Linked DNA regions of Homo sapiens: all the other regions are linked to region 3. The links are chromatin loops, found by intact Hi-C in ENCODE. Cell type or tissue: dorsolateral prefrontal cortex. All regions are shown on one strand. Each heading gives the region's core, and the rest is flanking DNA. Links, peaks and the distances in the headings are about the cores only.

Region 1 (7,754 bases), core at 1,395-6,394, 96 kb before region 3:
TTTCCAAGAACAGAGCTCTGTGACCATTTTCATGATAGCAATTTGTACATTATTACTAAGTAATTTTAATGCCGTGTTTACAGGCCACCTTCCCAAACAAAACAATTGTTTCTGGAAGTTAGACTCTTGAAGACTTAACTTTTAATCCAGTTTGTTCTCAAAACATTTGCACAAATGAGAGTCTTGAGGTTTGAGCTTTCTATTCTAAAGGCTCAGCTTCTTGCCCAGGAGAAAAATAATACATGCTCGTGTTTATAAATAAGAGTTATGGCATTGGAGTCCTTTACATTGCAGCCAGCCTAGGGACTCAGTTATTCAGAATTTAAACATTTTACTTGTAAAGAGCACTTTGGTATCCACCCCAAGGGCCCTCCTCTGCCTGTCTCAGCACCATCTCTGTGTGTCCCATCAGGAAGCAACAGACAACTCCCTAAGCCCCACAGTAAAAACGTCTCTCCTGGTCTGGGGGCGCATCCATCCCCCATGTCCCCAGTCCCATCCTGGGTGTTCTGGGATTCCAGCCACAGCTGTGGGGACACCGCCATCTCACTGCATCCCTCTTGCTCTTGCGGCAGCTTGGCTGAGCTACAGGGCCGGGCCGCAGGAGGCGTCCTTGTGCCGGAGCTCACCTTGTGCCGGAGCTCACCTTGTGCCAGGTGTTGAGCTCTGCCAGCTGCCCGGCCCCACTGTGAGGCCGCCCCTTGCAGGTGAGTTCACTGGCAGCCCAGCCAGCCCACGAAGGCCATGTGAGTGTGAACCCCCATTACAAGCTTTCCCTCATGAGATGGCGCTGATCAGTCTGGGGGATACCTGCCTTTCAGTATGGGCTGCAGCCATTAGGCTGGTACCAGGAGGAGCCAGGTCGAGCTGGCACTGGGGCGACGCTCTGTCTTTGATGCACCCTGATGCCTCCCCCATCCTGCTGACCATGGTGCTCAGCACAGACCCCTTCCAACCCATCCCAGGGCCTCTGCTCAGTGTGGCCAGAGCCTCCTGTCAACAAGTATGTCACTGCCTTCGGGTTATTATTGTTCACCAGATTCCACTTGCTCTACAACCCAGGCACAGTGCACCAGAGTTTCCCAAACCTGTGTGCCGAGTGCCAGCCCCTTAGCAAGTGCAGCGTTGCCCATTTCACTCTGGGAAATGCAGCCATAGCTCTGGGGCCAGCTAGAGGAAGGAGTGTGATTGTGCCTTCCCGGGACAGCTTCCAGGTCTGGGAGTCTGTGATGTTGTGAGTGTTGCCTTAGCTTTGCTAAGAAAATGCTTAGGGAGATGGGTTCCTTCACCCATTCTTCCACTCATGTGCCTTTCTGGCTCCAGGGCTGGTGTCCCCTGCTTTGGAGGGGACGCTCACATGAGCTGCCCTATTGGGGTTCCGTCAAGTTTCTCTTAGCCTAAGCGGCTTCCTGTCTCGGGCTCCCTCCCCAGCCATTTGGGTCACCTTGGGTCCCTGAGGATCGCTTCTGGATCTTGGACCCCCTCACCAACTCCTGTGACATAATAATCAAAGGTAATCAGGAAATGTATGAATCGTCTTCTTTAAGGAATATTTAGCATTTCTGCTCATTCCAGAGTCCCTGGAAGCATGGCATTTCAAAGGCTTGGTTAGATCACAAGTCCAATTTACTGCCAGAAATTTGCACGTAGAATAATACAGAGCCTATGATGGCAGTTGAAGTGGTATCCTGTGAGAAAATTAATTAGTCCTGAAACTAAATGCCGACAGCCTCAGCAAAATATTCATGAGAGAAGCAAACCTCGTGCGTGGTGTTTGAAGTCAGGCAGCTGAGGCTGTGTACTGGACGTGTTCTCTGTGGCTGAGTTCTGCTGTGGATTCTGGGCTAGTCTAGGCAAGGCCTGCCTCTCCTTCTGGACTGGCTCCCAGGGCTGGGGGCTCAGGAAGGCCCTGCACCCTGGAGAAGAAGGGAGCCCCTGAGACTCTTTGGCCTTGTATTTGTGTGTCCCTCTGGGCTGCAGGGCTGCAGAATAAACCAGCTCCCAATCCTCCAAACAAAAATAAAGACCTGTGAATGGCTACACTTGGAGAGCAGAGTGTTTTGATATCATGGGGAGACCTGTGTACTTAATTTACGGCCTGAAGATTGAGAAGGATTTAATTGTTCCAAAAATGGTGAGAAAAGAGCAGGTCCCAGCCTTTCTGTCTGATCACAAACAGCCGAGGGGGACTGGGGAAGTGGCCTGGTCCTCACTGCCCCTGGAGGGGCAGGAAGAGGATGGAGTGATGTGCTTGGCAGATGCAGGAATGGCCAGGCAGTGGGAAAAGCCTAGGGTTTCCAAGCCATGTCTGATCCTCTGTGTTCCTTCTGCCTGCTGGGATGGAGCCCGCCCCCCAAATATGCCTGGCTCACTTACGACTCAGAGTCAGCTGCCCCCAGGGACTTCCCGGCTCTCGTGACCTTGCTGGGCATGACTTTCAGGGGAGCCCTCTGTCCAGGAGACATAGGTCACTCGAATCACACAGCCGTGCTTTAGTGAATGCTAGCCAGGGGCCCTGGAGAGGGCAAGGACAGGACACTCCTGCATGGAAACGAAAATGAATATTTTTCTCTGCAGAAAATGAAAAGTGGTGCTGGGTCCAAGTGGTAGGTGACCTGGCTTTTGAGCGAAAATGCTGCTGGGAAATGAGAGAAAAGAAACATGAAAAGAATGCAAATGAGGGTGGTGGACAGGGGCCCAGAGGCCTGATTCCTCCACCCTCCGCAAAGGCTGGGTGTGTGATGCCTATAAATAGACACTCAAAACCCGTTCTAAATGGAGTGAAGACATGGGCCTGCTTCCTCTTATGGAAAGGCCTTACATAAGGTGCAGTGCTGCTATTGCTCCTGGGCGGTGTGATGATTCTGTGCCTTTGTCGGAAGTCAGTGTGAAGCCTGTGGGGCTTCTGGGGGATGCACATGGATGAGCTCTGGGCTTTCTGGAGACTCGCAGACTCTGGGAAGGAGGCGGTGGGCGATGGGCAGGTCTCCTAGGGCTGGGAAACAGTCCTGAGACAGGCTCCGGGTTTCCTGAGGCGCTTCTGGGCCAGGAGCAAGTGGGAAAAGCTGGACTGCAGGGCTTGGTCAAGTGACAGCTGCCCAGAGCCGGAGTTTAGGGTGCCTGGAGAGGACAGGGGCTGGCAGGCCTGACTTTCTCACTGATCCACTTGGGGTCACAGAGCCAACCTGTAACAGAGTGAGGAACTGAGGCCGCATTGCTGGACTCCCAGTGGAGGATTCTTGCTGCTGGACTAACCTTTAGTTCATGAACTCACCCAGAAATTACTTATTTTTGGAGGACCGCAGATGGCGAGCTTAGGAGTGAAGAAGGGAATACTATTTGATGCTAATGTGATTCCAGGCAACATTCTAGAGGTTCCCTTGCAATTCACCTTCCCAGCCACCTTTGAAGTAGTTATTGGCCAGTTTTATACACGATGAAACTGACAGAGATGGTGTGAAGGGATTTTCTGACGTTCACACAGGAAGCAAGCAGCCCATGCTGACTCCACTGCGGAAAGCGTGTGTGTGATTGACATGCTTTTTGTGTGGTGCTCACTTTGGGTGTGATAAAGAGGCCTCCTTGCAAAGGGCCAGGATCTGTGAAGCACCATGTTGCTTCACAGAACAGGCCGTGAAAAGCCACAGAAGCACCATAGCCTGGGAAAGAAATGGAACAACGGTGCAAACAGCCAGTTTCCCCTGAGCAGAGGCAAGCAGGTTACGGCTCTGCAGCTCCCTTAACGGGTAGCTTGTTCAACATGGAAACATCTTTAGCCTCCTCAGAGACGTTGGGTCATCTCCTTTACATGGGGACCAGAAGTATCTTCCCTGGGCCATTTTGGGTGGAGGAAATTTCGTAATTATAACCCTCTGCTAGGGGTGTCTACCTAGGAAGTGAGAGCAACTGGCCGCTTTCTTAGAGAAGTGAAGACGCTGAGTAGACTAAACCTTTGTGATGAAGTCGAAGCCACTGTGTTGCCTGTGTCCTGTTTCCTTCCCCAGTGAATGGGGCTCTTCCCTACGACTGCAGACCCCAGGACCAGATTGCAGGTGCCCTGTCCAGCAGCGCAGCCATTCGTGAAGGGCTCGCAGCCTGGCCCGGCTCAACAGCTGATGCCCCCGGGAGGAGGCTGTATTACTATCCTTTTTGAAAGGAACACAGAAAGCCCTTTGTAACTTTGTCTGTAGCCAACATGGAGGGAGAGGCAGAATTCAGATGTGATGTTGCAGACAATTGAACACCCCTCCTCCTGTTCCACCCCAGCTTCCTGCCCGTAGCCTTCTAATGCCCTTGCCCTGAATTCCTGATCCAACCCAAGGGCCTGGCCTTGAAACCCCCGAGCCTGCTGGCAGTAGCTTCCTCTTCAGCCTTCCTGTGCAGAGCTTCCTCTATTCAGGGAAGTCTGAGACCTGGTGGCCTCTTTCTCATTCTTTTCATGAAACCATCTTGCCCAGGAGAAGGTGGGCTGAGACCCTGGGCATTGGAAAGGAGAGGTGGTCCTCCTTCCTCTCTTCACTTTCATCGCAGTCCTCTCCCCGCCCACCCCCATATGCACACCCTCCGCAGTCTGAAAGTGTCGTGAAGCACCAGCTCTGCAAACCCGTGGGGTCAAGCTTTGTTGTGGGAAAATACATATTCATGAGGGCTTTGAGGAGCCTCATTAAAATGCAGAGAGTCTCTCCTTTCAGAATGGTACATAAGCCATCTCTTTATTTGCCCAACACATTGTTCTTAAGGCAATAATTATGCGATGAATGGCTAAAGAAACATTTTAATTATTTGTTTAGGGTAATTTCTGATTATCTCATTAGAATTATAATCTGTCCACTTTTACAGGTGATTCAAAGCCTCATATTTACATTTTTATACTTGAAGGAGCTCTATGTGCGCACCTGTATCATTGCTGAAGTGAAAGTAATTTTCTCTGTTTTCTTCTGCTTTATTCCAGAAAGATTTGATCACCAGGAGATTTTTCGGGACATTACCAAACCACTCATTTTAGGTAAGAAATACAAGGCAGCGTTGCATGGAATGAGGTTTTGCTTTTGCCATGTGGGGAGCGGACCGTTTCACTGGAGGGAAAATGCTACATTGCAGGCAGAGCTGGCAACTGCCGTGGCTCTTTGTTTTCTGGGATCCTGTGTGTGTGAGCTTGGGGAGTTTGAAGCTGGGGTTTGAGTCACAGCCAAGGAGTGGATGGACACTGGGGACGCTTCTGGCACTTACCTTGCCCGGAACCGACCTGCCCACCACCCAATGACAACACAGCAAGACACGCACTCCCCATCTGTCCTCTCCTCATTATACTGGTGTTTCTGTAAACCATGGTCCTCACCAGACTCAGTCATTGATTTGTGTAACCCCTACCTAGGTTCCTAGTTACAGCGAAAGTAGACACATGTATATCGGCAATAATAGGTAGCACTCGAACCTTTCACTCTCCAGTGTGGGCAGTGGCTGGTCTACTTTGAGAAGGGACCAGCCATTGTGAGATACCAGGAAGCTGAGCAGAAGAAATCTAACTTTGATAAAAAGAGGCCTCCTCATCTTGCCAGGGATGGAGCGTGGTCCATCCTCCCTCCCTGTGCATGGAGCAGTATTGCAGCCCTGAAGACACTGCCCCATGGTCAGCATCTGGCTTGCCCTTGCCCTGTAGGACTGGTAGGAACAGAGCCCTGGTGCCAGCCGAGTGTTCCACACAGGGGAGACTTGCAAGGGACAGGTTCTGCACTGCAGATGAATTGGCTGTCTTCTTCTGTGGCTGGAGACACACAAGGCAGCGGCTTTGTAGGGAAACTGGTGTACAGGGTGGGGCGTGTTTGGAGAACGAGGAGCAGAGGGCATTGTTGCTGGAGTTAAAGAAGCAGAGCCAGGGATGGTCTTCATGTCCTGATGCCCAGAGCAGGCCTGAGCTTCTGATGGATTCTGGGGGTTCTTATGTATTCTTGGGAAGGAGCATGTGGTAAGCTTGGACAGGGAGGCAGTTCAGAGTGTTACATGCAAGGCAGCGGTGGCCTTGGGAACACCCCCCCTGCCTGACCAAGGCAAGGAACACTTTGTGTGTCCCAGTGTGGAATCTCTGTGCCAGTTGTGAGGGGACGGATGAAGACCAGCAGGGGTGAGGACGGGATTCTGGAGTGTCAAGACTCAGGTTCAGAATCACAGTTTTTCTTCCAGGGCAGCACAAGGCCACAAGTGTGGCTATTTGAAGCCACCCAAAAAGCCATTATTTGTAAAGCAAGGCAGCTTTATTGATTTCACTTTCTGCCCTGCATCTTTCCCACATTGTGGTAACCACTCACCATCCCTGTTCTGCTGATGAGGCAGGAATTCCCTTGCATCCAGTTGGGGAGCATTCTTGTCACAAATGTCCTGGATGAATTACACGGTGGCTCTCCGTGGAGGGAGCACATTCACAAGGCATTTAAGAGATGCAGGACAATCAGCCCTCGTCCATGAAACAGGGTGAAACGTAGAAGAGCTGCGTGATTATTAATGGGTTTGGACATAAGCTGGAGTGTTTACTGAAATTTTTCTCAGTTGTCAGTTTTCAAAGTTTGTGAATGTACTTTTGTGCTCTCAACAGGCCTTTTCTGCTCTATTTAACTTTCTACTTAGGGTTGTAAACATACTTCAGCCGTAATGACATTAGATACATCATCCACTCTCAGCTCTGAAAATGCTGGAGATTTTGATTATCACCAGCAGTAAGGACAGCTTATGAAGGGAGATGTTACTTATGGAGACACAGCTCATGATTCCATAAAATTCCAGTCTTCTGGGAGCCCAGGGTTAAGCAGCTGCCTCAGCCCATCCACCCTCTAGGGACTGTCCACGGTGAAATTGGCTTCTTGACGTTTTCCTTATGGAACCTGGGGTGTCATTACATTCTGTTAGAGTCATAGGGTGGTTCTATTTATGCCTGTAAGGTATAAGGTATTTTTTTCTTCTGAGTCTAGAAAAGACCTACTGGAATTTTTATGTATCCTGAAATACTATTAGACGATCAAAATCAATTGCAATAGAGAAGGTGCTGGGCTCTCTTCCCAATTGCTCTCACCCATCTGCAGTGTAATAGGCCTATCATGTAAGTGAATATACTCATCACAATTCTCTGCAGCTTCCCAGCAGAAAAGCATATTCCTTCTCAGAGAGAAAGGCGGCAAGGAGATGGATATTTTTAAATGCCAATTATGCCAGAATGAGTCTCTGTGAGGAGATCTGTAAAGAGAAGAAAGGGCCGGGGTTTATTTATTTTTCTGCTGCGAATGGAATCATTCTGTAGCTTCAGAATACTAATCCCTGTGATGTGCCTGATGTCTTTTCATAGGATAATTTGTGAATGTGCTTCCACTTACAGGAAAAGTTTGAGGCTCTTTTCTTATTCTTCTTTTTCTTTTTTTTTTTTTTTTGAGAATTAAATTCTAGGCCTCACTATATCCTATGATAACCGTCCTATAGGCCCTCGATCTATAAAATGTGTGCATAATGAAATATATAAAATCAGCGATTATCCTGAAGGAACACAGAAAAGATTAATAAGCTGTATTTAAATCACGGCAAGTCTCAGAACATATATTAAGTTAGAAGACATCACGTCCTGAAAATGACGGGCTGATGTGATACTAGCATGTACCCCCGTATGGATGCATATAAATGCTGTGTAAAACCTAGCCCAAAGTGTTCTTTAAAACCTAAGATCCAAAGAAAGGCATGGAAATTCCAAGCTATGAGACATGAAGAGAAAACAC
Region 2 (7,754 bases), core at 1,498-6,497, 180 kb before region 3:
TCTTCTAGGTTTTGCAGTAAGAAATAATGGATTTTGTTAGAAAAAAGAACCATAAGAAGATGTGATTTTAATTTTGACTATTTTGACTTCCTGTAAGTACCTTCTGGAGCAGAAGGTTTTCTCTTCGTGGATTCTGCATCTTGGATTTGGGGACTCTGTTGCACTGAGCTGTGCTCTGTGGGGAGGAGCCTGTGGCAGAACAGTTTGGGTTCTGCTGGCCACCTTTCACTCTATTCAGTGAGGCTGGGTCCCAGAGAAAGATGACAGCGGTTAGGTCTTGTTGGGAAGAAAACTCGGCTACCAACCCTGGACCATTTTGCTTCCCCTGAACAAATAAGATAGTCATTTGCCTGCTTTTGGGGACGGAGCCTGTGGTTTGCACAGGGTGAACGAGGTGGCAGCTGGCTTGCCTGCTGGCCTGCTTCGTGGAGATAAGATGCTCAGACCCACCGCTGCTCTTCAGGGGTTGTGGAGGGAATTAATGCACTTCCTTTTGTCCCCCAATCTCATTTACATGTCTCTGGAGCTGAGCATGTGTTCTTTTTCTTTGTTCATCTCAATAGAGCTTTTAAATTAAATAGATGTTGCTTAAGCCATTCAGAAATGTTTCACATTTTAAAAAACAAAAGGTAGTTGCTGCCATGATTCCTTTGCCACCCCTACACCGTGGCCTTGTAGGACAGTCCCCCCTTGGCTGTGCTGAGCCCATCTGGAAGTGTTTCTGATTCTAATCAGAAGTGGAACAGTTTCAGTGCAGATTATAGGTTTATGTTAGCTTTAGTGATGGAGGGATGGAAATAGATGCTTCCTCGCTATTACCATTCCAAGTAAAATAATGAGGCTGCATATTTGCAGTGAGCTGCTGAAGCCAGACGTCACTAGAGTAATTTGGATTAGTGGGAAGTTGGAACATATTGTTTTAAAAGCGATTTCAAGAGCATCATCTTCGGAAATCCTATATAGCAATGAAGTGATTTTTTTTCACTTTTTCATTTTTATTTATGTTGCTGTATCTGTTTGAATTTTTAGTTTCATATCAGTTCCCTCTAATAGCATACGTGCTTGAGATATTTTGACTTCTATTAAATGGGCTTAATATGAAATTATATTAAATAATTTTTATTGCTATTTGGAAGGCCAGGAAGTGTTTCCAGTTTTCATATTTTGGGTCATGGAGATGCTACTTCCCATCCATTTTGTGACATGTAAGAGTCAGGCCATTTCAAGGAAGGGCCAGAGGAGAGACTTTGTGTTTCTGGGAATATACTATGGATTAGGACATGTGGGTTATTCAAAGATCTATCCTTTTGTGCTTTGAAATCTGAAATGTAGAAACTGTGGCCTCACTGAGGAGGAGTTTTAGAATATGCAAGGGAGATGATCAGGACTGGATCTTGTATTTGGGTACCACATCCAGTCCCAGACAGCATTGCTAAGGCAAGGAGCTCATAAAAGCCCCAAGCTCTAGCTGTTGGCTACTTATCTCCTGGAGCATCAGGGTGAGCGCGGTTCAGGCTGGGGAGTCCTGATGGCTGCCTGGTTGTTACAGGATGTTACAGCTTAGGCCTGGGGACATAGCCCAGCACCCTCCAGAGGTTGTGTCTGTTCTTTACTCTTCAGGTTCCCTGGAGGCAGGAGAGGAGCTGGCCTCATTTCTGGCAGGCACCCCACTACTGTTATTGAGCAATCCTCCAGGCTGCAGAGATGTCAGAGGAGGACCCTAATGTCTCCTGATTTTGATTATTTTGTTCTTTTTCCCTAGGTGTTTTACTTGCAGATACCTTGAGTACCTTGTTTGTATATTCACTTTGAAAGCACACATTTAAATGTTTATAAGGAAAAGGTTCTAAAGACATCCATTGATCCATTCATTCATCATTCAGCAAATACCTGTTGAATACCTGCTGTGTGCTAGGCACTGCGGTGGGCGAGCCAGAGGGCTTTGTTGCTCCAAGGAGCTTGCATTCTAGTATTCTAGTTATTTTCACGCATCTGCACTATCTGGGACAGGGACCATTGCGTTTTGTCGTATATAAAGCAGCATGTGTCTGCACTACAGTTTGTGTCCGTCGCAGATGGGCAAGGATTGAGTGCAAAAACTTCTGGGCCAAAAGGGGTTGGCTTGGGTCAGGCTGCTCAGTAGCTGAGGTGAAAGCATGTGCCACCCCTCCTGATACAGGGATCCTTGCTGATTGTGTGTGACACCAGGGCCTTCCCATCTGTCAGCTGGGTTTGTCCTCACAGTAGCTCGAGGAGCAGGCGGGGCAGCATCTGGAGGCCTGGTGCCCTTTCACACCTTGCTGCGACCACCAGGCTGCTCAGCAGTGGCCCGTGCCCACCACTGCACCTGCCGCCTTGTTCCAGCTCCGGGACCTGTCAGGCCACAGTACTACCTCCTGTCCCTTCCCCCAGGATCCTAGGGTCTCTGACTTCAATCCTCTGGGCCCAGGTTTGCAAGCCACTCCCTGGGAAGCTGTCCTGGGATCTGTGCCTGTCTACTTCCTGTAGTCCACCACCAGGAGGTAGAAAGGGACAGTCTGCTGACCTCCAGTCTTTCCACAGCAGTGTCTGAATGGATTCAGGAAATCCTTGGCGGTGCCCCAGGATGTGCTGGTGCTGGCTTAGGGGTTGGTGCCATAGCAGCACATGAGACAAGGGGAGCCCCCACTTGTGGGTCTCACCGTCTTTAGAACGTTAGCACTTATTTAAATTAAAAAAAATTCTACTAGTTGTAGCTTACAGTCACCGAGTTTCTTTCATTGTATTCGGTGACTTTGAAGCCAGTTTGGTAGATTCTATTTCATGAATAGTCCTTGCTCTGGTCTGACATCTGGGTCAGTGAGTAGCTTCGGCCCCTCCCTAGAGCCTCCTGTCCTGGGCTGCAGTGACAGGCTGCGGGCCAGTGGGGTACACTCACGCACACCCCTCTAGGAACACTGGGGCCCTGGATAATTATGCCAACTGCAGGCTATTTCTCCCTCCAAGTGGAAGTCCTTGAGGTGAAACATTGGGTTTTTAAAAAATATTTTAGTCTTCTATTGTGTCTAGTCTGAAAATGACTTATTTGCTTTTTAATTCTGCGAACATGTTTCCTAATGGAAGGGTCAGAAATGTTCTCCTTGCACTTTCCATTGGTGCTGCAGTTGAGAGAGGAGAGGGGAGTGGTCAGGCTCCCCCTGCTCATCCCAGGGGCCCTCACAGGGGCTGCTTTGCGGTGTAGACCTTGGGGAAGCAGCTCACCTCCGAGCCTGGTGTATGAGAGCATAATGGTATTAGGTGACTTTTGAAGGGAAAGCAGGTTTTGGAAGAAGATCTGTATATACAAAAATACTGTCTATTTGACCTTCATCTATGAAGGATTCAGAATTGCAGAAGTTTGAAGGATGGCTGGGGGTTTGGGGCCATCTTGCACATGGCTTCCTTTTGGAGTGCCTTTGTTCTTCTGTGACGCCCATGGGGCCTGAGAGTGCGGCTGGATATTCCACCCAGATTGCAGCTCAGGTGGCTGTGCTACAAGCTGCTCCTCCTCCCGTGCAGTGCATGTCCCGGGTCCTGCTGCCCCGCTCAGCTGCACAGCCCATAAGGGACTGGTCCTGCCCGCGCACCCCGGACCTCCCCTGCCCAGGAAAAGTTACAGAAAATATCTTCCCCAGGATTCCTGGGCTGCACGACCCTGATCAGCCCCTTTGTGAGAGCTGCTTTGGGTGGAGATGGGGACACAGCTCGTTCTTTCCTCCTGGACTCTTCGTGCATTCAGGGTTCTGAGCTGATGGGGGCCTGGCCACTCGCCAACTGAGCCTGGCCTTGGCTGAGGTCGTCATCGCTGTGTGTCCCGGGCTGCCGGCCTGCCTGTTATCTGCAGTGCACAGGTGTGCATGTGTGTGCATAATACACACCACACACATACCATGCCCACCTCACACACACCACACGCATACCCCATACACGCCACACACATATCATACCCACCTCACACACACCACACACACCACACACATACCATGCCTACCTCACACACACCACACACATACCCCATATACACCACACACCACAAACATACCATACCCACCTCACACACACCACACACTTAACCCATATATACCACACACATACCCATACACACCACACACCACATACATACCCCATATATACCACACACCACACACATAGCGCATACACACCACATACCACACATACCCCATATATACCACACACCACACACATAGCCCATACACACCACACACCACACACATACCCCATATACACCACACACCACACACCATACACATATCCCATACACACCAAACACATGCCACACATACCACACACACCTCACACACACCATGCCCACCTCACACACCACACATTCACCCTATACACACCACACACATACCATACACACCGTATACATACCACACACACCACATAATACCATACATACACACCCCATACACACCACACCCCTCCATACATACCACACACCACACACACCCCATAGACACCATACACACATCACACCATACTCTATATACATATCACAGCACCCATACCACACACCGCATTCCACACAGACATCTTATACACACCACACACACTATACACATACCACACAATAGCATATATACACACACCATGCACATCCCATACACACCACACACCCCATACATACCATATACCACACACACTACACCATGCACACAAAACACACACACTCAACTCTTCCACACTACATTACACTCCACACACACACCACACACACAACACATTCACATCACACACACCACATACCACACACCATACATAGCACACACCACACACCACACCCTCCAGGACACCCCCCACCATACACACATGCACCACACACCCACACCATACTACACAGTTACCACATACACACCACACACTCACTACCCACCACATCACATACTCTGTATCTGACGCACACAGCACACACCCCCGCCACACACATTTGCACGTAAACTACTCATCGAATGAAACTGAATGATTGTTTTCCCCAAATTAATACTGCCCCCGCCTGCGCACCCCCGGCTGTCCTGGCCGGCACATTCCCTGGTCCTGCCCTCCTTTGGGTCAGCACCGCCTCCTGTGTTTTGGGTGTCTCTGGCTGTGCCCTGGGGCGTGCTTACGTCCTGGTCTTGTGGGAGGCTGGCTCCTCTGCTCCCGTGGGTGCCTTCCTGGGGGAGACCAGCCTGTTCGCCACCTCTCCTGATGCCCAGAGTGGCGGCCCGTTTGGGAAGTCCTGCTTCCTCCCCTTGCAGTCTACCCTTCCCCACAGGTCGTTTTGTCTCAGTGCCGACATCTCCCCAGCTAGAAGAGGAGACCTTCAAAGGCACACAGGTGGGTTTGATTATATTGCTGCTGAATATTAGATGCATTTTGGTGAAACACTCAACCAGTACACATATCTTTAATAAAGTAAAATGTCCAGGCCCCCTCTGCTCCCACCTGTCTCCCTCTCCCACCTCTCTCCCCGCTCCCCTCCCCAGAGGACATGGCTGACAAGCCTTTGAGGGGTTTCCCCTTTCTGTGTGCCTTTGCACGTGTGTATGGGCTGGGCAGTGTGTGTATTCTCTAGCCATCTTGACGGACCTGTAACTGGGATCTACACACGTGTGCTCGCTGTAGCTCACTTACCATTTTCCCTCAAAAACAGGCCTGTAAGATCCCTCACTGTAGTGCGCGTTGCCCTGCCTCTTTAAAAACGCCGTTGACTCTTCCAGCACGTGAACTCTGTCGTCATTTATTTAACCATTCTCTTATTTATGGGTACTTAGGTTTCCAGTTTTTTAAAAGATTGCGGCAATGAAAATCTTCAGACATCATTTTTTATACATGTGAGTCCTCCTGGAAATGGAATTTTTGGGCACAAGGATATGCCTATTTAAATTTTCGATAGAGAATGCTGAATTGCCTTTCTGAAAGGCTTCATTCTAAAGAAATACACTTCTCAAAAAAAGGGAAAGCTAGCAAAAAAGCAATTCTCTGCCAACAGCTGAATAGAGAGAGGGGGACTCTCTGAGGCCATGAGGTGGGAAATGTGGCAGCCTGGGAGAAGCCAGGGACCCGGGCAAAGGGTGGCATGGTTACTAACGTTTCCTTTCCTGTTTCCATCCTCCCTGCCCTCCCTCCAAACCCCCAGGAAAGCAGTACTGGGGAAAGACGGTAAATAACTAAAATCCTGAGAATTCTCATGAACACTCCTCAATTTGGAGAGAGAGGGACTGTGATGAGGGGGGTTGAGATGGTACCCAGAGCCTGATGGCCCTCACCAGCTTCAGGAGAAACCTGCTCCCCTCCAGGGCTCCTTCCTAGGGTCCGGCTTGCACTGCATTCTGGGAGAATCCTGTAGCCCCATCTTCCCTTTACCCATTGGCCGTTTAATGGTATCCCATTCTCACATTTAGCCTTTTGAATGAATCAACCACCATATTAAAAAATTAATAGATTTAATTTTTTTTTCAGCAGTTTTAGGTTTATGGAGAAATTGAGCAGAAAGTTTAGGGAGTTCTCCTGTACACCCTCACCCCATTTCCCCTGTTTCCTCATTATTAACATCTTACATTGGTGTGGTACATTCGTTACCATTGATGGGGCAGTATTATTATTAACTGGAGCCCATAGTTAAAACATATTGGGGTTCACTCTTCATGTTGTATATTTTATGAGTTTTGACAAATGGGGAATGACTCAGCTACCATGTCTTTGTTTTAGTAGATCGTTAGTTGCTTTTTGTCTTATTAGCTGACTCTTGTTTTGAGGAGAACTTTTTGTCACATCCTTTTGCACCCCGGCTTACTGTGGCGTGGGGCAGGGGTACTGGGGGCCAGCTGGTCTCTGGGGAGCAGCACTCACTGCATCCTGCCCCCGCCCCATTCTGCTCCTTTCTGGTCTCAGCAGCCTCCCTTGCTCCTTTCACCTGCCTACCCCAGCTCAGCTGCCTGCTGCTTAGATGCCACTGTGGGGCAAGGAAGCTGCCCCCAGTCGGTCCCCGAGGATTCTGCCCAGATAGGGATAAGAATCACCGCGAGTGTTTGCTGAGCACTTGGGAGGCATAGGCTCGGCGGGAAGGGAAGGCCTGCAGGCTGAGGTGGTCTGCTTTGAGTTTTGCAGCGTTGCCTGCGGTCTCCGTGGGTGAGGGAAAAGGCACAGGGAGGTGCAGAAGCGTTCCTGGCGCCACGGAGCCGGTCAGTGACAGAGCCGGGTCTCAACCCAGGCCACTGCCCTCGGCAGCCAAGCCCCTTCTTTATTTTGGAATGGCCACCTGGCCAACTGGCACACAGGGAGAACTCATGAAAGGAGGCGTGGCTCACTCCTGAAGGGAGAGGGACACAGGAGCAGCCTTGATGCGCAACGCCCCCTCCAGGCCCCGAGTCCCTGTCCTTGGAGGAAGCAGGACTCCCAGGTGGGAGAGGTGAAGCAGATGGCTTCCCCCACTGCAAGGAGGAATCCCGGTGCTCTTCTCCACCAGCCTTCCCTTTGGTCGCCCCCTGGCGTCCGCGTCATTGTGGGAACACTCGGGCGGGATGTATTTTAAAGGAGTGCCTGATGCGTGTGGGTGTGGTGGGGTTGGGGGTGGGGGTGGGGCTGGGGGTGGTTGCAGCGGGGCCTATGCAGGATCCCGGTTGGAGGGGGCTGCAGAGGCTACTGCTGGGCCTGGTGTCGCCATGGCAGCTGGAGAGCGGGCGACCGGTCGCTTGGCGTCCTGCTTGGGGTTGTTGCCCACATCACCGAGC
Region 3 (7,754 bases), core at 1,089-6,088:
GCTTTGACCTTCCTTCCCTGACTCTCTGTTGTGGCTTCTCTTCCTCCCAGCATCCAGTGACTTAATCTTGCTCATTGGGTGTCTAAAGTTCAACACTGTGGAACCCCCAAATCCCTTTTATCAGTGACAAAGCCTGTGCTGCAGGCCCAGGTGTGGCCACTCCCTGGTGAATGTCCCATAGGTGTGATTTTCAGATGGTGTCTTCTCTTTCGTATCAGCCATATTATAGGGTCACCTTCAGTGGGGGCATCTCAAGGCACAGGCCCTGGCAGTACTGGAGAGTCGGGCCTGGAGGCCACGCCTTAGCTCTGCAGCAGAAGGTCTCACTTGAGACGCCAGTTACACGACTCTGATACTCACCCACTCCTGCCTCCTTTCCCCACTCCAGACCTAGGGGGCACTTCAGGGGGCAGGCTCTCCTGCTGATCTGGTGGCTCGCCTCCTCCCAGTCCTGTCCTGCCCCATTAGAGCTGCAGCCCCTCCTCCCAGTTGAGGCCAGGTCCCGTCTGCACTTTGGAACCTCACACGATCTGATGTCGTTTGTCTCCTGTCCCTTTTGCTCGCCCCTCCACTGGCTTTTGACCACGTCTGTCCCACCCTGCATCTATCCACACCACCCCGCTCTACCTGCCCCTTTTCTTTCACAGCCGGAATCTGGGAGTGGCAGCCTCATTGTCTGCACCTCCCCTGCACCTCTCAGCCCCCTCTCTGGCTCCTGCCCCGGTTCCTCTGAAACAGCTCTTTGAGGTCACGACTGACTTCCTTGACACTGTGCCCAATACACGAGGTCTCCTTGTAGTTGGCCTCCTGCTAGCATGGGTGTAGATGGGCAGGCCTCCCTTTCTAAGCCCCTTCTTTTCTTGGTACTTAGCAGAGCAGAGTCCTGGGGCTTCATCCTGCCCCCTTGCCCATGACCTTCCTTGCAGACTCATCCATGCCTGCAGCTTCACTTGGCACCTGCAGATGGTTCATTCCCAAATCTGTTTTTCTAACCGGGACTCCCGAGTCCAGCCGCCTACTGAGCATCCAGGCTCCTGCCACTAAACTTGCCTGGAATCCCCAACCCAAGCTCAGTCCTCTTCCAGGCACCCTTTCTCAGTGAGGGGCAGGTCTGTCCATCGAGCTCTGCAACCATTGTCTAGCGTCCTCATCTTCTCTCAGACTCCAGTCCACCTTTCCGTCCTGTTGATGGACCCCTAAATCCCCATCTGTTGCTGTCTCTCCATTTCCGTTGTCACCCTGTCCGTACCATCATCACCACTCATGTGCTGGGATGGCTACAGTAGCCTCTCAGCTGCTCTCCCTTCTTCCTCTCTGCTGCCTGCCCCTCTGCCAGAGTTCATTTCTAATGAAGGAGTGGTTGGGCCACTTCCCTGATGGATACCCTGGAGTGACAGTCCTTATGGCCTGTCACCCGTGGCCCCAGGGTCCTCACATCTGGCCAGCGCTTCCTCCCCACCCTCGACTTGTCTCAGCTGCTGGCCCATGCCCTAGGCCTCGGCAGTCCAGACATCCTATAGATCTTCTAAGGTGTCATTGTCTCTGCACCCTAGGGCCTTTGCACCTGCTCCCGCCTCAGCCTGGGAGGCTTTCTCCTCCTTTTGCCTTATGGCTTGTTGATTCCTTCTCCTCCTCCAGACCTCAGCTTAAACAGCAGCCACCCCCAAATTCCTCACCAGAGCAGCCTCCCTGTCCCTTCCTTCCCAGGGCCATAGCCTCCCTTTTGAGCATTCACCATGGCCCATCCTGATGCATTTGTTCTGTGGCTGTGGGACTGATGTCAGCCTCACTGTGTAGCCTGTGAGCTCCATGTTTCTGTCTTAACACCGGTCTTTATACAGTGGGTTCAGAAATGCTGAGCACCTGAACTCATGACAGTGAACTTGGGCAAAGCCACGTGACCCACTTAGATGGTCCTTATTTGTAAAATTGGGACCCTGAGATTGCTTCATGGCGTGGTTGAGGACTGGGTGGAACTGTACCATTGTTGCACAGAGGTCTGGTGTGTTGGGCATGAGGGCTGCACTCCAAGACTCCGTGCCTTTGCAGAGAGCAGCGGGCCTTGTGGATGCACCCCCACACTCCCACATACACCTGTGCTCCAGCTCCACCCAGCCACCTCCTCCCAGACCCCCAGGATATACAGGGACAGGTCTTGGAGCTAATGAGACCCCCTGGGGCCACACTGGCACCTTAGAAGCCTCTGTCCACCACCCATGTTCAGGATAATTTTCTTCAAAGGTGGCAGGAGTGGAGACCCTCAGGCTTGAAGCTGTGGGACTCCCCTCCCCTTCCCTCTCCAGAGGGCCTAGGGTTTTCCTAAGCGGTGTTTCAAACAGAGGCTTCCTCTGGCAGGGGAGAACCTGGAGCGCCTTATTCTTCTCCAGACTGTGCAGATACACTGTGCATATGCCTATGTGAGTAAGATATACGGTGTGAAAAGGATAAATCACTCTCTGGGGAGACAAGATCTTTAAACCTGTATCTTGATTATCTTGTCATTTTGTCTCCCTCTGGTGGTCTCAGCTTAGGGTCAGTGCAAGACTTGAGCAAAATAACAGCAATTTCTACCCAAACATGTAGGGCTAGCTGCTTTCATTTTCTAACGAAGCTGTTAGATTTGGGTTCTGCGTTTCCTGCGGAAGTTGAGAGCTGTGCCCATGAATCTGATATACTCCCCACACCATGCCGCCCCCACTGGACTCTTCTCTGGGTCTGGGTTCTCCTCCCGTGGTGCGTGTGAGTGGGAGGCAGGATGCTGGGGCCACCTTGGACTCGATTGTTTCTCGCTGAACAAAAGAGCAAGGCAGGCATGGAAGGCCCCCAGGCAGAGGTGGGTGGTGGCTGGAGTTGCAGCAAGGCCCTTGAGTGCTTCACTGGCCTCATCCCGGAAGCAGGCATCCGTGGGTGCCAGTGGTGACCCCCTGCCTGGGATGGGGCATCCTTCACACACAGCAGTCTGTGCCCAGATGGGCCCCAGAGCTACTGACGCTCACTTCAGGGGGAGACGAGGCCAGTCTTTCCCAAATCTACTCAAGGACATGGGTCAACATGGAAATGTGAACCTCAGAAGGGTCTGGTGCACTGACCAGGGCCACCCTGGGGGCTGGCGAGGGAGAAGCCAAGGGGCAGTGCCTAGAAAGGTAGGAGTCAGATTCCAAAGGGAGGGCTGGCCTCCCAGCCTCCCCAGGGCCTGGGGCTGACAGGGTGCCAGGCAGCCCCTGCCACAGAGGGGACATAAGGACACTCGCCCAAGGCCCTGCTCACCTGCTGGGGCTGTGAGGCTGGGGTACCTGGGGCGCCTGGAAGAACCAGAGCTTTCCTGCAGAACAAAGTGACGCCATCTAGTGGTCAATGAGAGCCACTGCATTGGGCCCCACTGGGTGACTGGGGCTTCACTGGGGGGTGCCTGTTGAGCCATGCTCACTGGGGACGGCAAGGTGGTGTGAGGTAGTAGAAACAGGCCTACCTCAGGCGCTGGGAGCCTTCCCAGCCCCACAGCCAGATGCCATAAAAGGCAGCACAGGGCATGTCTGGCGAGCCTGTGGCAGCCAGGGCTGTCATACACGCTCTCCAAGCCCCCCAGCTAGGCAGATGTGCACACTTCACTCTGAAGAAGCGCCAGGGTATGGTGGGGGTACTGCATTGGGATAGATGGGTCCTGTTCCCTCTGTGGGGCTGCCTCTGATTCTCCTGGTGACAGGAGAATCCCGGTGTACCCTCTGAGAGACAGGTGGACAGGGGTTCCTCCCCTGGTGCCACCCCTGAATCCCGCAGTCCCCCACATTGGTGCCTGCAGCCCTGCCCAGCTGGGAGAAGGTTTATCGGCTCCAGGGCAAGGGGTGAATGGAGGATATTTAAAAGCCGTGGGAGGACCCCATTGATAGGACTCAGTTAGATGCACAGGGGAGGGATGGGGGTCCCTGTGGGGAGAGACGGCTGGGAGCACAGGTGATCCTCTGACCCCAGGGGCACGCAGACCCACTACTGCCCAGGAAAGCAGGAAGGAGGGCCAAGTGGGCTGAGCACCAACGCGAAGCTCCCCACTTGGTCTGTCTGAGCAGGTGAGGGAGGGGCAGCCAGGAGTTTGAGGCAGTGGAGGGGTCTGGAATAACTCTTGCATGGAGGAAGAGTCTGAGTTTCCCAGAGAGATAGATGAGAGTTGTGAGGTTGTTTGGGGGGCATTTGGGGTCAAGAATTTATAATACATTTATCATGGCACTCATTTGCCCTCTTGGGCAGCTTTTTCCAGCCTCAGGTCCAGAGAAAACAGGTTGGAGATTTGCTGAACTCCTGTGGGCAGATACACAGGACTGGGGTCAGGGAACTGAGGATACTGGGCGGATGTTATTGAAGTGGTGGATGGCAGCGCCCAAGCTGGGCCAGTTGATGATTTTAGCAACAGAATGGGTTAGAGGTGAGACCAGGGATCAGCTGGCTGAGGGAGGGAAGAGGTCAGGAGGTTGCTGGCGCGAGGGCTGGGGAAGTGCAGGATGGCTGGGCCCGTGATGCTGGAGGGACTCAGGGAGGGGCCAGCTGGAGCAGGAGGGGAGCCAGGAAGCCAGGGCCAAAATCCCCAGTGGAAGGGGCTCTGGCCAGGAGGTGGGCAGTCGGGAGGGATAAAGCAGGTGACATGGCCAACATGGGTCTGAGAGGACAGCCAAGCCACGGTCTAGGATAGCTCAGAGGTCGGCTGACTGCAGCCCCAATCGCAAATCCTCCTGGCCCCCTGATTTTGCATATAAAGTTTCCTTGGCACACAGCCACACCTCCTGTTTTACATACTGTCTACGGCTACCTTTACGCCTCAGGTACAACGGTGAATAGTTGCAACAGAGACCACAAAGCCTAAAACACGTACCATCTCCCCCTTTACAGGAAAGGTTTGCCCACCCCTAGCTGGAGCCTTATTGTCTGGCATAGGAGCCACTCAAGATTGGTTTGTGGGCAACATGGACAGGACTTGGGGGTTGGTTGGATATGACTCTAACATGTGGCTCTTTATATTTCAATTAATTAAAATTACATACAAGAAATGGGTCCAGTCCCTCAGCTGCAGGAGCCTCAGTGCCAGTGCTCAAAGCCACATGTGGGTAGCGGATCCTGTATTGGACACTGCAGAGATAGAACCTTCCATTGTGGCTGGCAGGAAGTTTGTTGGGTCACGATGGTCTAGGGGCAGCAGATGGAACAAGCATGATGTTGCCAAGCCTGGGCCTGCGGTGTGATGGGTGTGAGGAGCTACACGGGTGTCCTGAGAGGCTACAGACAGGCAGGAGCCCCTCAGGACAGATGCACAAGGACAGGCCAAGGAGAAGCCCAGGGCACAGTTTCAGGTCACCAGCATGAGTTCCGGGGCTGTGGGGAAGGCATGGAAAGTGCTGTTGTGTTTGGGATGTGACGCCTTCTGGATTTGCAGCCTGTGATTGTCATCTTGAGTGACAGTCAACTGGAATGCTGGCATTGTCCTCCTGACACTGTTTGTGCAGAGTTTTCTGGCCCAAGTGTTGATTTCGCGCAGTTACTTGCAGCACGGGGTAGTGAGGGAAGCAGACCGGCCGCCCGTGGCTGGCTGCAGATGGCAATGGTTGGGCCCTTCTAGTTTGCCCCGCATCCTGGCTGCCGTGTTCCTTGTGCTATGGCCAGGCATGCAAGTTCTTTGTTCAGGGGACTTCTCCTCTAGGAAGACTCTGACTCTGTGCCCTCCTTCAGTTCCAGGGCCCTGCGAACCAGAAGACCTCATCGACGGGATCATCTTTGCTGCCAATTACCTGGGGTCCACCCAGCTGCTATCAGAACGGAACCCTTCCAAAAACATCAGAATGATGCAAGCGCAGGAGGCCGTCAGCCGGGTCAAGGTAGAGGTGCTTCGAGGGCCCCTCGCGGATGCCCGCACACTTTGGGGGGCACTAGCAGGAGGGAATATGGCGGGGCGTAGGCCCTCTTCCAGCTCGGACTGCACAGCCCTCAGCACAGGGGGCAGGAGCGGCCCAGGTGCCAACGAGGCTGAGGGAGGCTTGCGCCTTGGCTGGGAGAAAGCTGGCTGGGCAGAGGCAACCAGCTCCTTAACAAGAGGCCCACGGAATCCCAGAAATACGACCTTTAAAGATCATCGTTCCAAAGCATTCTAGTCATCAAACAATCCCAAATCCCAGTTCAACAGTATGTGTATTTTTAGTGCCATTCAGAGTGCTTCAAGAAAGGGTGAAAAATAAATCACGTTTTATTTAAATTCAGGACCTCAAGAAAAACTTTGACCTGCTTGTAGCTCTAAGTGCTCATTGGATTGTCTGGTTTTGAACATCGGGTGAGGCCGGGCAAGGGGAAGATGAGGCCACGTCAGCAAAATTAAATGGGGTCGGCGGGGAGGGGATGCAGCCATCTGAGGTCTCAGCTCTCTGAGCAAGACAGGATCTGCAGAGGCCCGCCAGCCCAGGGGTGAGAAATGGCAGCAACCTCCTCCCCAGCCCTCACCATACACAACCTCCTCTAACAGAAGCAGAGAAGCACCATGAGGCCATCCGGGGTGGGCAGGAGAAAGCCAGGTAACCCAGGGCAGTGCTGAGCCCTGCTGGCCAGTGCCTCTCAGCAGAGGCCCGGCCCTCCCATCCCAGACCCTTGCCTTGCTCCGCTGCCTGGAGCTCAGCTCCCCTTCCTGCCGGCTGATGGCATCTTTCCTGTCCTCCATAGATGGGGTGGTTGGCAGTCATTTCTAGCGCTCCAGGGACACCTGTGTGGGCTTCTCTTGGTCAGTGTGTGTGCTTGAAGTGGGCAATGGCTGTCCACCCGTCCCTGCTGGGCTTTGCTAGGCACCAGACCTGAGAGTGGGGGCATCAACCACCAAAGTGACATAACCTCACGCACCTTCCTTCTCTCTGTGCCAACTTGTTTTTCTTTTCTCTTCCATGCTGTCAGAGGATGCAAAAGGCTGCTAAGATCAAGAAAAAAGCGGTGTGTAGGGCCTTGAGGCCCTGGGACAGTGTTGTTTGCTTGTGTTTCCGTGGCTTGTCCTGGGCAGTGGGGGCTGGGGGGTTCCCCTGGGGATCTAAATAATGTTGCAAAGCAGCTTTTCCTCTTCCCTTGGTAGGTGAATCTTAGATGTTTGTAAATGAAACTACAGACACTTCATTTTTTTAACCACCCATTTATGGAAGGATTTATTAATTCTTCTTTCTTAGCATCTCCTGTGTACTGTATGGATAATGCTGTGATGTTCCTGTTTTACGTGGACATTTTAAATTGATATGACATTTAGTTGATATGACAACGTGGTGGGTGTAGGGTCTGGGCCTCCTGTGCAGTATTACTGAATTGTTCTGATAGTTAAAGATTCCTTAAGCTTAATTTACTAAGTCAGGAGGGTGAGTAGCTCAGTTTGCCCGTGTGGTGCTTTCTTTATTGGAAATGAGTTTTTGGGCTGGGTGCTGTGGCTCACACATGTAATCCCAGCACTTTGGGAGACAGAGGCAGGAGGATCATTTGAGCCTAGGAGTTTGAGATTGGCCTGGGCAACACAATGAGAACCCTGTCTCCACAACTTTTTTTTTTTTTTTAATTAGCTGGTCATGATGGCACATGCCTGAAGTCCCAGCTGCCTGGGAGGCTGAAGTGGGAGGAGCACTTGAGCCTGGGAGTTTGAGGCTGCAGTGATCTGTGTTTGCACCACTGCACTCCAGCCTGGGCGACAGAGTGAGACCCTATCTCTTAAAGAAAAAAAAAAGAAACAAAAAAAGAAAATAAGTGTTGAAACACTG
Region 4 (7,754 bases), core at 887-5,886, 110 kb before region 3:
AGTGTCACTAGGCTTTAATTTTGTTGCCCTTTGGGCTAATAAAGTCAGGTTATCTCACTGGGCTGTTTCCTTATCCATTAAGACATTTGATGTAACTAAGTACCCATCCTATGGTGACATAAACTTTTTCTTATGTCATTGGAAAGTCCAGAATACCTGGTTGCAGGCAAGGTTTGATCTAGCAGCTTGACCTTGTTAGCACAGGTCCAGTTTCTTTCCCTCAGTCCTCCCTGGTATTTTATCAGCTTCATCCTAAGGCTGGTTCAGGGAAGATATTCTGATGATATATATTTCTGCTTTGGCAATGGAGGATTTATATTCGATTGTCAGAAGTCCTCATGTCCTATTTAAAGTCTAGTCATTGGAAAATAGGTTGATAAGGATGGACCTGAAGAAAATAAAGCAGCAATTTGTCATGACAAAGCAAGACTAGGAAGAGGCATTGGACCAGCATGACCAATTCAAGGACACGTTGATGATGTCTTCAGCGCAAGTGTTCTTCCCAAGCTTGGGGGACCTGGCAGGGCTGCCTACAGGGCTGGTGTCCAGCCTGCTCTATAGAAGGCGAATTAGAGATCGCAATAACGGGCCAGCTTCCATGATGACCCCAGGTTGTAGTGATGTCTATGTAGAAATGAAATAAATGCATAATTAAAACCAAAGGTAGGCTTGCATTTGGGTTGAGGTCCTGGCACCTACGGAGGCCACAAGTGTGTCAGGGTGGAAGGTAACTTGGTGAAATAGGAAGTCACTGCCTATTGCCCACTCATGTCCCCACTGATGGAGTTAGCTGGGGGATCCCCTGGTGCAGACCCTGGAGAGGCATCACTGTCTTCCTTGTTCAGTGGGCTTGGGTCACCTGCATGAATTCTGAGGTTGGGAAGGTGTAAACATTTCCCTCAACACCTGCAGCCCAGCCGCCGTCTCCCTGGGTGCTTCAGTCAGCCGTCACGTTGGGGAGGCGTCATGTAAGGTGGTCCTTGTCTGAGTAGAACCTGATTTTGAAAATGAAATTCATTTCCTTGCCTTCATTTTCCAGACGAAAAGATATGTATTTGTGGTGTGTGTGTGGCGGGAGAGTAATTGGCTTTGGTTTTGACAAGGAGGACACCAGAGTCCTGTTCTGATACTCAGTTTTGGGCCCATGCGTGACAATTCTGTGTTTCTTTTCAGCATTTGCCAATACATTATTTTCTAGAGTCTCTCCCAGCATACGGAAAAACCCCAAATTCAAATTTGACTTTTCTCTTCGAGGCTGGTTGTGGCATGCTGAAGCTCCCAAGGCATGTAATGTAGTGAACAAGGTGGCCTCCAGGAGCGCTGTCGGCTCATGGGCCCCACCCACCCACCTCGCGGTGTAGGAGGATCCACCAAGTCACTGTCAGAGTGGGTTGGAGAGACCTGGCCTGGGGTCAGCTCTGTGGGCAGATGGGCCCTTTCCCCCACTGGGTGGAGTACGCTCCTTAGTAGCCCAAGACAGAACATTGCCTTCTCCCGAGAAACCCACCTCTGGGGAAGGTTAGGCCATGGGATCTGCGGGAAGGGTTTTAGGAGTAGATTAATGGGATTTGTGATCCCAAGCACCCAGGCCACTCTGTGGTCCCCACCCCTGGGCTTGAGTCCTGCTGAGGTATAAGTGGTGCTAGAAGACCTCTGCCCTGCCCTGCCCTGCCCTGCCCCAGGAACCTGGCTTTCTCTGGGCTAATGAGTGTCCTCTCTGAAGGTATCCAGAGGCCGTGCAGACACTCACACTTTGGTGTGAGGCGTGCCCTCGGTTGATCAGTTACACTGCTGTGGGGTGCACAGGTGGCAAGGTGGGGGATTCTGGGATCGGGGAGGCTAGTCTGGGTGTAGGGTCCTGCCCTGGAGGGGCTCACAGTGGGGTTGAAAGCAAGCTCTCGAGGCGTTATTATTCGGGACTCTGAGTGCCGGGCCATGCTGGGGGAGTGAGGGCAGGGGGAGCTGCGGAGGCAGGGCTCTGAGGGCTTTAGAACAAGAGCCGGTGTGTGTTTCCCACTGAGTACCTGCCGGCACCTCATTTATGCCACGTAGCAACCCCATGACATAGGCTTATAGGGGACTATAATTATCCCCATTTCACAGCTGGGAGAACCTAGGCTTAGTGTCACAGAACCTAGGCTTAGCCACTGGGTGGCTGATACTGCCACCCAGTTCTGAGCCAGTATCAGCTTCCAGCCCCCTGACTCAGTCTCTCTGCTGTGGTTTCCTCTCAAGTGCCAGGATCCTTCCTGGTCCCGTTTCCAACTCAGACCAGTGGAGGGGCGCGCTGTGGTTACCACTCATTAGAAGAGAGGCAGGGTCTCTCTGTCTCTCTCTGGGTGTCCCCCACTGCCATCTCTGGGTGCTGGGGGAGCTGCTGTATATCTCTCTCTGTCTATCCCTATCTCTCCCTCCACTGCCATCTCTGGGGGTTGGGAGAGCTGCTCTGTCTCTCTATCTCTCTCCCCCCCCACCCCACTGCCATCTCTGGAGTTTGGGGGAGCTGCTCGCTCTCTCTCCCCCCTCCCACTGCCATCTCTGGAGGTTGGGGGAGCTGCTCTATCTCTCTCTCTCTCTCTCTCTCTCCCCCCACTGCCATCTCTGGGGGTTGGGGGGAGCTGCTCTCTCTCTCTCTCTCTCTCTCTCCCTCTCTCCCCCTCCGCCAACCACTGCCGTCTCTGGAGGTTGGGGGAGCTGCCTGGGATGCAGAGCGGCTTGGATTGGTGCTCCCTCTGCCTCAGTGGTTGAGCTGACCTCTGTCCAGTCTGTACACATTGGATCCTGAGGCTGAGCTTGGGTGGCTGTGGCAGGAAGGTTTGGTGACATCACACCCTTCAGGCTTGTGTCTGTCTGAGCCAGGCTCTGACTGGCTGGGAGAAGAGGAGGAGGTGGGGTTCTGGGAGGCCCTGAGGCTGAGCACGGCTGCTGTGCTCTGTGGCTGCACTGCAGGGGCACGGGCTCAGCATGTTCTGGGCCAGGGCACACAATGCTTTCAGATCAGGCTCCAGCACCCCACACGCCCCTTCATGCTTTGCACTTTTTGTCTACCAGCCAGAGGGCAGTGAATAATGAGAACAAACAACATCGGGTCCAGATTTTCGTGGTCATTTTCCTAACAAGCCGAGGTCAGAGAGCACTGAAAGGAGGCCTAAGTGCTTCTGCCACCTCAGCTGACTGTTTTTCAAAAAGGAAAGCATGCGTGGGATGTGTGTATTAGGTGTTACGGTGATGTCTGTTGTCAGATCATGGCCAGAAAAGGGGTTGTTTCAATTAAAATGGATTTTGGACTTCGTTTTTCTTGGAATGAGTAAATTGAGGGAAATAGCACATGTTGAGATTTTGGATTTCTGCTCTTAGAAAGGATTTAAAATAAGTGGTCTTCAGTAGTTCCACAGCGGATCTTCGAGACTGGTACAGATGGGGTCTCCTGGATGTAACGAGTTCTTGCTGCTTTAACTGGATCCGGTTGACTCTGTCTGACCAGCTCAGCTGGTTCGTTCTATGAAACGCACTTCTGCTTTCTGGAATCTGAAGGAAGGAGAGAGATAGAAGACAAAGAAGGACAGATGTGTTGGTGGCCAGACCCTGGCTTCTGAACAGTCCTTCCTGATGGCTTCAGGACCTGGGAGGAGCGGCGGAGCAGGTGGCTGCCCTGGGCTTGCCAGACACCTCCATTCCAGCAAGATCCTCCTGGGGGATGTGGTGCCCTCCCTGCCTCTCAGGCACAAGCATATGCTTGTTTGGCCTAAAAAAGTCTCCTTAATTAAAATTAATATCGTAATGCAGTAAATCCTTCTGCCTCCTCTTCCCCTGCCCAGTTACAATTCCCGGCGGCTCTCCAGCCCATAGAGGAGGCTTCTCAAAGTTTCCTGCCTCCTGGAGGAGAGAAGCCATTCCCCGATCACCCAAAAGGACAAAGTATGTGCCCACTCTGCGTCCTTGCTTGTCACTGCCCAACATCTGCAAACATTAACTAAAGTGCTGAGCCCATTCAGGTGTAGGACTCACTAGTTGGTTAATGTGACAGACAGCGTTTCCTGTGCCAGCGCTGGCTGGTCACTTCCTGTCATCCAGCACTCTTGAGTGTTGCAGTGGATGCCTGTTTCGTAGGAACACTCAGCCTGTTCCGTAAGAAGGAGCGCCACTTCTCAGCCTGTACTTAGCAGGTCACTACTGTTGGCCACTCTGCTTTTCTTTTTAAAATTTTAATTATTAAAAAAATTTTTTTTGAGAGTTTCCCTCTGTTGTCCAAGCTGAAGTGCAGTGGTATGATCTTGGCTCACTGTCACCTCTGCCTCCCTAGTAGCTGGGATTACAGGTGTGTGCCACCACGCCTGGCTAATTTTTGTATTTTTAGTAGAGACGGGGTTTCACCATGTTGGCCAGGCTGGTCTTGAACTCCTGACCTCAGGTGATCTGCCTGCCTTGGCCTCCCAGAGTGTTCGGATTACAGGCATGAGCTACTGCTCCTGGTCCCCTTCTTATTTTTATGTTAGTCTTTGGAAACAATTGGCATATATTTTAGTCTGTTTAGGTTACTGTAACAAAATACCATAAACTAGGTGGTTTACAAACAACAGACATTTATTTCTCACAGTTCTGGATGTGGGAAGTCTAAGATCAAGGCGCCAACAGATTTGCTGTCTGGTGAGGGCTTCCTGGTTCATAGAAGGCCATCTTCTCACTACATCCTCACTTGGTGGAAGGCTCAGGAGAGTTCTCTGGAGTCTCTTTTACAAAGGCACAAATCCCATTAATCACCTCCCAAAGGCCCACTGTCTAATAGCATCACTTTGGGCATTAGGTTTTAACATGTGAATTTGGAGAAGGGCAGGCACAAACATTCAGTCTGTAGCAGCATACAAAAATGTAACAAGAATAATGTGATGAACAGCTAGGTATCCACAAGCTGCTAAAGGTAGAGAATACTACCATATTGGTTACCTATTTCTGTGTAACATATTATGCCAACACTTAGTGGTATAAAACAGTAAACATTTATTATCTCACACATAGTCTGTGGGCCAGGAATATGGAAGCAGCTGAGCTGGGTGGTTCTAGTGGAGGGGAAAGATGTGAGCTGGGGCACCTGAAGGCTTGACTGGGGCAGGAGGATCCACGTCCAAGATCGACTTCACCTGGCTGTTGGCTGGCAAGAGGGCTCAGTTCTTTGCCATATAGACCTTTCCACAGAGCTGCTTGAGTGTCCTCACAACATGGCAGGCGGATTCCCCCAGCCTCAGTGATTCAAGAGAGAGTATAGAGAGAGTAGAGAGGAAGCCGCTGTGCCTTTTATGACCTGGTCTCATTAGTCATACACTGTCATTTCTGCTTATGTCTGTTCACTAGAAGCAAGTCACTAAATTCAGGCCACACTCAAAGAGAAAGGAATTAGGTTCCACTCTTTGAAGGGAGTGTCAAAGAATATGTGGAGAGAGATATATATATATATATATATATATTCTTTTTTTTTTTTTTTTGAGATGGAGTCTCACCACTCTGTCACCCAGGCTGGAGTGCAGTGATGTGATCTCAGCTCACCGCAACCTCCGCCTGCCAGGTTCAAGTGATTCTTCTGCCTCAGCCTCCCAAGTAGCTGGAATTTACAGGCACACACCACCACACCTGGCTAATTTGGGTATTTTTAATAAGGCAGGGTTTCACTATGTTGGCCAGGCTGGTCTCGAATTCCTGACCTCAAGTGGTCTGCCCGCCTCAGCCTCCCAAAGTGCTGGGATTACAGGCATGAGCCACCATGCCCAGCCTGTGGATGTATTTTAAAGCATCATAACACCATTGCAGCTAGAGCCCCTCCCCAGTTGCATCTTGTCTTTCACACAGAGGTAACTACTGTTGAAGTTTGATCCTTGTTTATGGCCTAGTACATGTATAAGTATTTCTATCCCTGTTAGTTCTGCATTTTGTCTGTAAGCGTTATGTAAATGATATCACCTTGTATTTTTTTCTGTAGTGTGCCTTTTTTTTTTTTTGAGATGGAGTCTTGCTCTGTTGCCCAGGCTGGAGTGCAGTGGCGTGATCTCGGCTCACGGCAAGCTCCACCTCCTGGGTTCAAGCGATTCTCCTACCTCAGCTTCCCGAGTAGCTGGGATTACAGGCGCCCGCCACTGCACACAGCTAATTTTTGTATTTTTGGTAGAGACGAGGTTTCGCCATGTTGGCCAGGCTGGTCTCGAACTCCTGGCCTCAAGTGATCCGCCTACCTTGGCCTCCCAAAATGCTAGGATTGCAGGCCTGAGCCACCGCGCCCATCCAGTGTGCCTTTTTTGCTTAACATTATGTTTGTGAGATTCATCCATGTGAAAACAGGTGGCTGTATTTCATGCATTTTCACTGCTGTGTGGTATTGCATTGTACAAACATAAGACTATTTGTCGTTCTCCATTGATGGATGCTTAGTTGGGTTCCTGTGACTTGCTGCTACAAACAAGGTTGTCTTGAGTACTCAGGTATGTGTCTCTCTGTGAACGTGAGCTGGATTTGTCAGTATATTTAGCAAGGATTGGAATTGCTATGGGAGAGAGTACAGTAATCTTCAAACGTACTAGAAACAGCTAAATTTTATTCCAAAGTGTGTGGGTGTCCTCATGAGTGGTCCCACTGACAGCGTATGAGTTTCCTCTTCTCCTTTTTCTTGACAGCACTTGGTGTTGTCAGACATTTTACATTTTTGTCTAATGCGTGAAAGTGCTGTCTACATGAGGTATTAATTTGCATTTCCCTGCGTGCCAGTGAGGCTAACATCTTTCCATGTATCTATTTTCACATATATATTTTTTCATATATTTGGTATTCTGTGAATGACTGGCCATATCTTTTGCACCTTTTTTTCTGTTTTCTTATTGATCAATCTGATCCGTTGTTGAGTTTATGTACCATAAATATCTTTTTTCTTTTCTTCCTTCTAACATAATGTAGAAGCTAAGAGTGTGGATTCTGGGGCCACATTGCCAGGGTTAAATCCCAGCTTCAACACTTCCTGTGTGGCCTTAGGCTTAGTCTGTGTATGCCTCAGTGTCCTCATCTGCAAAATGGGATGATGGCTCCCCACGGTGGGCCTGGGAGGATGCGCAGGTTCGTATCTGTGAATCAGTTAGTGCCTGTCATAGTAAGCACAAGATAGACTAATGCAACCTAGTGTGCTGGGCCCTGTGTGGCCACACGGGGCTGTATGCACAGGCGTCACCATGGCCAGAGCTGGAGCTCAGATGTGTCTGAGAAGATTGGCAGATGCTGCTTCACTCTGGCTCCCGGTCTCCTGGGTGGCCCTGCTTCCATCCCTGAGCTGCCTGAACGGAAAACGAAATCCCATCCCCGCTCCAGGGGGTGCCTGGGAATTGGAAGGCATCAGGCTCCTCACAGCAAAAATAGAAGCCTCATTTGCTTAGGAGAGAACAATGACGAGGAGGCAAGCCAGCAGAGGCGGCCTTGGCGGGCTGTGTACACCCTCTGCTTGTCTCCGCACTCCCTGGGGTCAGACGTAGACGTGGCTAAGCTGCCTGCAGACCTTCTCTTCCCCTTCATCCTGGCCTGCAGTGGGCATCAGGGTCCATCCTGGGACGTGGGCTGTCTTGGCACCAAGTTCCAGTTCTTAATACCTCAGTGTCACACTGTTCCCTGATTTCTCAAAGCCAGGAAGGAATTGCAGAAAACAAGGTCAGTTTAGTATCGAGAATCACTGGAGAGCCGTGTCAGAGCCCTGCTGAGAAGGGCGCGGGGAACTGTGTTCCTGTCTA

Evidence for each region. Peaks named below come from ENCODE experiments on the same cell type or tissue, not always from the same donor. Only the 100,000 strongest peaks of a DNase experiment are listed, where the experiment ranks them.
Region 1: a loop joins it to region 3, with 6 times the contacts of the local background. A loop is called at or near these places in 12 of 110 quality-filtered maps.
Region 2: a loop joins it to region 3, with 3 times the contacts of the local background. A loop is called at or near these places in 5 of 110 quality-filtered maps.
Region 4: a loop joins it to region 3, with 5 times the contacts of the local background. A loop is called at or near these places in 17 of 110 quality-filtered maps.

Annotation. Positions count from the first base shown.
Region 1 is chr15:28,990,802-28,998,555 of GRCh38, forward strand. It overlaps APBA2 (amyloid beta precursor protein binding family A member 2), which reads left to right. Exons shown (of 15, transcript NM_001353788.2): 3 at 4,952-5,005. Among named protein-coding and RNA genes, the nearest start is that of APBA2, 110 kb to the left of the region's middle. RefSeq lists enhancers at 113-614, 615-1,114. In dorsolateral prefrontal cortex, for the core only: no CTCF peak of the experiment used is centred there; DNase peaks (open chromatin) are centred at 2,780, 4,127 and 4,574; H3K4me3 peaks cover 1,208 bases; H3K27ac peaks cover 5,000 bases.
Region 2 is chr15:28,911,038-28,918,791 of GRCh38, forward strand. All of the region lies in intron 1 of APBA2 (amyloid beta precursor protein binding family A member 2), which reads left to right. Among named protein-coding and RNA genes, the nearest start is that of APBA2, 29 kb to the left of the region's middle. RefSeq lists an enhancer at 7,081-7,603 and a silencer at 7,269-7,563. In dorsolateral prefrontal cortex, for the core only: no CTCF peak of the experiment used is centred there; a DNase peak (open chromatin) is centred at 3,784; H3K27ac peaks cover 3,646 bases.
Region 3 is chr15:29,087,363-29,095,116 of GRCh38, forward strand. It overlaps APBA2 (amyloid beta precursor protein binding family A member 2), which reads left to right. Exons shown (of 15, transcript NM_001353788.2): 7 at 5,713-5,858; 8 at 6,916-6,951. Among named protein-coding and RNA genes, the nearest start is that of NSMCE3, 180 kb to the right of the region's middle. RefSeq lists an enhancer at 1-473. In dorsolateral prefrontal cortex, for the core only: CTCF peaks have their summits at 2,508 (motif pointing left), 3,358 (motif pointing left) and 3,562; a DNase peak (open chromatin) is centred at 3,344; H3K4me3 peaks cover 1,143 bases; H3K27ac peaks cover 5,000 bases.
Region 4 is chr15:28,982,292-28,990,045 of GRCh38, forward strand. All of the region lies in intron 2 of APBA2 (amyloid beta precursor protein binding family A member 2), which reads left to right. Among named protein-coding and RNA genes, the nearest start is that of APBA2, 100 kb to the left of the region's middle. In dorsolateral prefrontal cortex, for the core only: a CTCF peak has its summit at 2,952; a DNase peak (open chromatin) is centred at 2,920; H3K4me3 peaks cover 923 bases; H3K27ac peaks cover 5,000 bases.